Regions from separate parts of the Homo sapiens genome. Here region 1 is linked to region 2. The links are chromatin loops, found by intact Hi-C in ENCODE. Cell type or tissue: heart right ventricle. All regions are shown on one strand.

Region 1 (4,000 bases), 79 kb before region 2:
GGGAGCAGAGGCAGAGGTTGGGGTGGTAGGGAGGAGGTCGAGGTCTCCCGAATTTATGTCTCTGTCACGGTTGACTAAGGAGGAAGGTGTCCAGCAGAACAGGTGGGAATGAGGGGGACAGCATCCGAGTCTAGTGGCTTCCATGCCCCCTGCTTGCAGATGAGCTGGGGGACTGTCTCTGTCAAACCTCTGTCTTAGGGTAGTTCCTGTAGGGCTGCTGCCTATGACCCTTTCCTGACAACATATCTAAGTAAGGGAATAGAAGGTGTCCCTTTCAATCTTGGTCACAGGCCCCCCTTGTCCCTTTCCTTGACCGTATTCCAATCTATGATTATTTAATCTTTTTGAGCCTTCAATTTCTGCCTCTTCCCACTAGAATAAAAGTTTGCAGGAGGCCAGAACGTTGTTTAACTTATTTACCACCACCGAAAATATTTGTTGCATGAATGAGTGAATGGAAGGAATTCTGCTTAGAGATTCTGTAGCCAGAGCAAGATAAGGGAGGGAGAAGGAGGGCAGGCTCCAGATGAGTAGGGCTGTAGGTGAGAACTGTGGTGAAAAGGGGGAAAGAGGGTTAGATGGTGAAGAGAGTGGGTGGGATGGGTTGGGAGGGACAATGGGGAAGAGGAGAGACCTGGGATGGAAGCAGATGGAGCTAGAACCAGGAGGCATGGACTTTAGGGGAAGGGATTCAGGTGCCCAGAGGCACCAGAGGCAGGGGCTTTGGGTAGGAGGAGGGCAAACCTGGAATAGGGAGTCAAGGACAGAGTGTGTCCTTGGCAAGGGCAAGGGGAAACCTGAAATTCAGGTCCGGGGCCACAGTGAGTAGAGTGCAGGGACCCACCAAGAGCAGCTGAGTCATAAGGATTTCCCAGGGCCTGCTGGTACCACCAATGTCCCTACAACTCACTCTCATCCCCAGATCTCCTCCCCTTGTCCTTCTAAGCCCATAAACAGGAAATGCCCCAGGCTGGGCTGGCCAGGCCGCCCTTATAGAAAGAGCCAGGGATCCTCCTCTGGCTGGGAAGGAGGCAAAGCCACAGGGGCTCCTGACCCTTTGATTACCCATGCTCTACCCAGGGAGGCTCCTTCGGAAGCCTCCGTCTTCCCAAATCAAAGGTGATGGCAATATTAACTCATTAGCACTAAGCCCCTAGAGGAAGCTGGATTTGAGGGGTAATCTTTTCACAGGGCCTCACCTTGTTCCTTGGCCCTCTCCTCAGCCCAGGGGCTTCCTGAGAAGGCAGACAAGGGACAGGCGAGATAGCCTGGAGGCTGGGGGGTGGGGAGATTCCCCTGAGAAGCAGTGTCTCCCCGGAATTGGGCAGAGTGGCTATGTGTGTGGGGGTGGGGGTGAGGGAACAGAGGAGATTGGAGGTGTGCACCTGCAGTGGTTGTCATGGTAACCTGGCCCAAGGGGGTGGCCTCTCCCCCAAAGCCCTGTGAAGCTTGGAACACAAGAGTGGAGACACACACACACACACACACACACACACACACACACACACACACACACACACGGTTTTGCAGAACTCTACTTCTGGGTTCTCTCTACTCCTCGGCTGCCCCTCTTCTCTCTACTTCTCTGGGTGAGGCTGACACGAGGGAGGGGGCCGTGGGAAGAGGATGTGTCAGGGTGCCAGCAAGCGGGAGGCCCTCCACAAGGTGGGTAGGGGATGTGCTTCGCAAATGGGTGGTTTGGTGTGGGATTATGTGTGCAGCGTAGCTGGGTGGTGTCCCCGTATCCACGGAGGACATGTATATACCCAGGTGACCCAGCCCCAGTCCTGCAGTCAGACCACACAGGAGAGGGATTTGGGGGGGATGATTATTAACAAAGACAACAATAATCACAGTTATCTTTAATTGAGAGTTTATTAAATTCCAGCTATGTGGTTGTGGTAAACATTTTACAGGCAGTGTCTCATTTGATTTTCAGCAATAGTACAAGGTAGGAACTATTAGCCCCGTTTACAGATGAGAAAACTGAGGTTCTAAGAGTTTAAGTAACTTGTTTCAGGTCAAGGAGCTGGAAAGAGACAGGTCAAGACTCTGTAGGAGGGGAGGAGGCACAGGACAGGGGTGCCAGCTGCTGAGGCCACTAGTCCTGTCCCCAGGCCCCAGGGGTCACTTATGCCCATGTGTCCCCATGCTTCCTGGCAGGACTGGTCTGGTGCCATGCCAAGAGGCAGAGCTTGGGAACTTCAGATCCTTGTGCCTGCCTGGACTGGGCCAGGCTGGTCTGGGGCAGCTGAGGGCACCTGTGAGAGTGCAGGGGTACACCAAGCAGCGGGCATCGTGATTGGCACGAGCCAGGGGAGCGGCTGGCAGCCTTGTTCCTGGTAAACACGAGGAGAGGTTACTTCACAAGGAAACAGTAATTAACTTTAATTAGCACCTTGCATCTCAGAATATTATTAACATCTCAATTTCTCTAATCAAGACAGCAGGAGAGGGGCGGCATCTGCTTTGCTGACTCCTTCCTGGCCATGCTCCCTGGCTTGGCTTGGGTTCCTGCCCGGCCCCCACCCCTTGGAAGGCTCCCAGGAGTACCTCCTCAGAGGCGAGTTGCCAAGGGGAGCCGGGGCTGAAGGGCAGAGAGCAGGTACGGGCCAGGGACACGCCAGCCAGCCCCAGCAGATGCAGGGCAGCAGGGCAGGGGCAGGACTCTTTACCTGCCACCTTATCTTTCCAAATAGACTCTAAGCACCGAGGACAGCAAGGCTTCTGTTCCCGATCCCATGAATACACATAATATAGCCTTCTTCTCTTTCTCCCTTACCCCTTTCCTCCCTCCCTTCTTTACTTCCTTTGTTCCTTCTCTTCCCTCCTTCCCCCTTCCCTCCTCTCTCTCTCCCTTCTTCGAGCTAACCTCCTTTTCTTTTTCCCAGTCTCTCCCTCATGCTCCCTGTCCTCCCCACTGGAATTCTCCATTTTAACAAGCATTTATTAAGCAGACCTTACAGGACAGGGGCCCTGCTCCCACAACTGGGGATACAGTAATGGGCACAGGATAAATCCTGCCCTTGGGTAGTTTAGAATCTCACAGGGGAGATAAGGCTCGAGTATAAAGAACTCTCATCTGGGCTTCATACTGATAGGCATCATAATGGCTGGGCAGATAAGGGGCTGAGGGGTTGTAGGAGGGAGGGGGACATGGGAGGGACCAGGGCCCTAGTTGTGGGGCACCAAGGCACGCGGAGGGCAGCAGGATCCAGAGGCAGCGAGGGCACTTGGTGCTGTTCAGCCCTCTTTAGAAGGCCATCACAAGGGAAGTCCCTGAGGGTGCAGAAAGTGACTCTCTTCATTGTACCCACCCTCAGTGGCTGTTAACCCTGCCACGTGTCTGATATTAATAACTGACTGTCCTCCTTGGTCTAATTACAGCGGCCTGCTGCTTGCACAATTTGTTATTTATTTGGCAGTGTCCTCGGGGCTATCTCTCTAGTCCATCCAATTTGTATTTACTGAGCACCTACTATGCCTGGAGGGCTGGGTCTACCCTGGAGTAGGCTCCCAGTGCTGGAGCTCCTCTCTATAGAGACTGGAGGGATCAGGAGAAAGCTGCCTACAGGCCTGGGCATTTCAGGAAAAAAAAAAAAAAAACACAACACACACACACACACACACACACACAAACACACACACACAGAAACCTGGCAGTGTCAGCAGGAGGTTCCCCATAGGGAAGAGTCTGGTTCCACATTGGCCTCATCAGCACCCCTGCCCTGCTGCTGTACTTGTGCCTACAGTGTCGCCTTTGGGCACCTCCCCCAACTCCATCTCTATTTTTATACCATTTAGAGGATAGCGTCAGAAGACTAAAGTCCAGCTATAAATCTTGTCCAACATTAACCCAGAGGGCAGGTTAAATGTTCAGCGGAGACCCCAATCTCAAACCCACCTAGCTGGGAGGGCACACACCATTTGATTTTATTATTTGCCTTGGTTCAGAAAACTGATCCCACATCAAGTTGCCAGGTGCAAAGTGGGACAGGTT
Region 2 (4,000 bases):
GTTAGCTGTAATTATTGTTATTACCATTTTCATAATTGGTGTTTTTCAAACTTTTTAGCTGTAGATTTTTTTTTATGTTCAAATGCAAATTTTTAAGCAGAACCCCGATACCATATATGAAAAGTGATGTGTTGGAAGAATGCTTGTTCACGCCTCCTGCCAGCTCTTCCCAGTGCTGATGCACAGGGGCCTCTGGTTTTGACCAGTAAGTCCCAGACCCAGCTGATTATCAGACCATCCTGGGAGGATTTCAAAACTAATATCCCAAGCCCTACTCCTGAGATTCTCATTCAGGGAGTCTGGGGTAACCCCAGAGAGTAGAGCTTATGGAATCATCCAGGTAGTTCTAATGATCTCCCGGGTTGGGGCATCATTAAGGACCCTTCTGGATCTGACAGCAGGACTTTGAGTACAAGGGCCTCCTTCCCTATGGTCCTCTCTTAAGCTGAGAAATAGCCCACACAGGCCCAGTGAGTTCCAGTTATTTCCATGCCCTCTCAGCTGGCCTCCCATCAAGGTTCCTTTCTGTGAGTTCTTTCTCTTGGAGTCCTGACCGAAAGGGAACACGGAGAAAATGCTCCTTGACTTCCCTCCAGGCCCAGCCCACAGTCACCATGTTCCTGCTCCTCCTTTCCAGGCCTACCTGTCTTGAAGGCTTTCCATGTGCCGGGCACCATGCCAAGTGCCTTACATTTACCATCTTGCTAAGTCCTCACAAAGCCCTATGAGGTATGAATTATCATCATGCCTGCTTGACAGATGAGAAAACAGAAGCAGAGAGGTGAGGTGACTTGATCAAAGCCACACAGCTGTAAATAGTCAAGATGCAACTCTACCCTAGGCCTGCCTGACCCCATAACTCATGCTCTTACCTGTACTGCTGATGTCCTCCCCTCTGTGCCCCCAACTCCTAACCTTACTCTATCAGTCTCTACTCCCTGCCTCCCACATCCCCAGAAACCTGCCAAAGTTTCTCCCAAGGAGCATGGCTTCGGGCCACAGCTCCTGTACTGGCAGGCAAGAAAAACCACAGCAGGGTCTGACCTAACTGGCATCTGAGAATGCCCTGGGTCCCAAATAGGAGTAGAGAGGCCAGGCACTTGCTTGGGAGATGAGAGATGAACGTGTGAATCCAGCCATCCAGCCAGTCTCTCCTGAGTGGATCTTCCATCTGCCATCTGCCATGTGGCATTCATCCATTCATCCATCCAGATACCACGTCAGCCTGAATTTACCAGCCCTGGTCATCTGTCAATCTTTCTTCTGACATCAGAGGCCACCCCGTGGTCCTTACTTGCCGCTTTGCTCATCAGTTGGTCAGTCCATTTTTACAGACCAAGGGCCTTGGTTTGTGAGATTCTGGGGTGGAGATCCCTGATCTCAGTGAGAACAGATCTAGCCACTGTTCCCACAGACCTCATAATCAGACACCCACAGAGCCAGCATCCATCCAGCAGCACCCCCAGGTCATGTTGTGGAACAAAGTCTCCCTTTCTGCCCCTACCACCACCTCATCTCCCCTGGGCTCAGCTGCCCCCACTGTTGGGGACCTTTCCCTTTGTGACCTGTCTTGGTAATTTGGGAGGTGATTAACAGCAATCACGCTTGAGTTTGACATCCAGGCACGGCCGCTAAATTGAGGCTCACAAAGCCGCCTTGACATCCAATATGTTATATGCTTTTCCCCTTAATTAGGAGCTAAAGTGGATAAATATGAAGTTGCCATGGCAACAGCCTCCCGGGTTGGTGGAGGGATGCAGCTCAGTTTCTGTCTGCTGGCTGGCTGACATGTTGGTTGATGGACCAAACTGGCTCCTGGGAAGGGTGAGATGGAGCCCTCTCCCACTTTCCTGGAACCTGCCCTCCAAGCCCCAGTTCTGGTTACTCTCTCCATCACTGCTCATCAGACTCCACAGAGTCTGACAATGCCCCACCTGGTCCATAGATCTCAGTTGGTCTAACTCCCTCATGGAACAGCTAGAAAAACTGAGGAGGTTGGTTCCTCCCCAAGGAGTGAGAGGCAGACAAGATCTAACACCCACATCTCCTGACTTCCAGACTAGTCAATAGTGGTTCTTAACTGTCTGGAGTACCTAGATCCCTTGAAGAATCTGTTGAAAGCTATAGATTCTGCAACATAGGCCAGAGATCAGCCACACAGTGGGGTTCTGACCCGGGACTGCAGCGAATCTGCTTTTAAAATTTCATAAACAGTCGAGCACATACTGTGTGCATTTTCTCACATGCTCTAAATTAATCCTTGAAATCCTATGAGGTAGGAACCGTAATTATCCCCATTTTACAGAGTTTCAGAGAAGTTTAGCCATTTTCTCAATGTCACACAGCTAGCTGGTGGAGGAGTCAGGATTTGGACCCAGGTCTGTCTGCAGACTGCGAAGTCCAAGCTCTAACCGCTATACTCTACTGCCACCTGGACGGCCTTTCTCTGACCCACAAGTAATGACTGTAGCAGCTGTGGGGTTTCAGCCAAGGAGTCCTTCTCTTGCCTAGGGAAGTGAGAACACTCTGAAAAACTCCCTCTCTTCCTCTAGCTCTACAGAAGGACGGGTGGAGGAGAGTCTCTTGGCTCTTGTCTCATACAAGCCTCCTATTGAGGAAGAGCCAGCCCCAAACACTGCTAATAGAGGTCAAGATGTTTAAATGTTGAAGGAAGAAGCCAGGGTTCCATTCAAAGAACCTACAAAAGAAAGCACCTCAGAGCTACCAAAGTCCTATTTTTGGGAGACCAAACTAGGTCTTCCTCCTTTCCCTTCTCCTTCTTTGCCAACAAGACCTACTGCAGAGCCCTGTGTTTGGGCAGGGAAAGGAGGCAGCGCTTCCTCCCCAGCCCCCAACCCAGAGCATGTCCCCTTGCTTGGAGATCCATCAGGCCCAAGCCTTGCTGGCAGGTGGGAGGTGAGCCATGCCTGCCTCCCCGAGGAGCTGGGACTCGGGGCTCCTCCAGCGCCCCCGCACCACGTGGCGTGGGTGCTGGCAGCAGGAGCTGGGGCTGGTGGCTTGGCCCTCGAACTTCCTTTCCTTCCAGTTCTGACTAAAAATAGAGACGGCAAGGACGCATCTCATTCTGTCAGACAGTGTAGGGGGGACGCCTGTGCAGATATAGGCCCCCTCTTTCTGAGCATGTAAGACCCAGCCCCCAGTTCTCCCCATATACGCCCCTGCCTCACAGCCTTCCTCTGTGGCAGCAGCCATTGCCCAGGATCCAGGGTTAGGGCAGGGGATTTCCCACTTTCCCGAAAGTGGCTTCACGGGTTTCCTCTCCCTCTCCCTTCAAGCCATGTAGGATGGGTGGGACAAGCCTGTCAGGACTGGACCTCTTCCTACCTTTCAGTACTGGAATTAGGTGCAGAAGTCCAGGCAGCTGAGTGGAGCCCTAGGGTGGTAGTAGTGGGCGAGAGAGAGTATGTGCTCTAAGGATGTCTTGTATGTTGCACTTCTCAGGGAATATGACTGTCAAGTCCCAGGGTCCCTCCTACCTCTTGGCTTCCTGCAGGTCCTCTCTCCAGGTGATTGAGAGAAACCCCTGGTCTCCTGTTTGGGTGCTGGGTTCCTGTAGGCAACGCTACCCATCAGAGAGGCTCAGGTGGGGTGTACAACAGGTGTGAGGGAGGAGTCTAGAATCATCCGCTGTTCCCCTCTACCCAGCTCCCCACACCCAGCTGCCCAGTTCAGAGCTATGCTTAGGGAGAATGCAGCCTCTCTGCAAAGACCCTCCTTGATATCAAAACACACACACACACACACACACACACACACACACACACACACACACCCTTTCCCGGACACAGTGAATTTATAAGACTACACCAGGTCTTGAGGGCAAGAAAAGCTGGGGAGGTGGGGCTAAGCTGTGGACAGGCACAAAAATGGTACCTTTACCATGGCTCCTTGTCACCCAAGGGAATGGTTTCTTCCTGGGGCAGAAGCCGAGCTCCAGACTTCTGATTCACCCCCACCCAATCCAATCTAAGCACACAAG

The links. A loop is a pair of places that touch in the nucleus more often than their neighbours do. Peaks named below come from ENCODE experiments on the same cell type or tissue, not always from the same donor. Only the 100,000 strongest peaks of a DNase experiment are listed, where the experiment ranks them.
Region 1: a loop joins it to region 2, with 2.7 times the contacts of the local background. A loop is called at or near these places in 2 of 110 quality-filtered maps.

What each region holds. Positions count from the first base shown.
Region 1 is chr5:141,840,249-141,844,248 of GRCh38, reverse strand. No RefSeq gene overlaps it. Among named protein-coding and RNA genes, the nearest start is that of PCDH1, 36 kb to the left of the region's middle. In heart right ventricle, no CTCF peak of the experiment used is centred here; no DNase peak of the experiment used is centred here; H3K27ac peaks cover 3,886 bases; H3K27me3 peaks cover 662 bases.
Region 2 is chr5:141,761,457-141,765,456 of GRCh38, reverse strand. It overlaps LOC124901094 (a long non-coding RNA gene), which reads left to right. Exons shown (of 2, transcript XR_007058975.1): 2 at 1-4,000. Among named protein-coding and RNA genes, the nearest start is that of ARAP3, 81 kb to the right of the region's middle. RefSeq lists an enhancer at 2,930-3,430. In heart right ventricle, a CTCF peak has its summit at 2,444; no DNase peak of the experiment used is centred here; H3K27ac peaks cover 788 bases; H3K27me3 peaks cover 747 bases.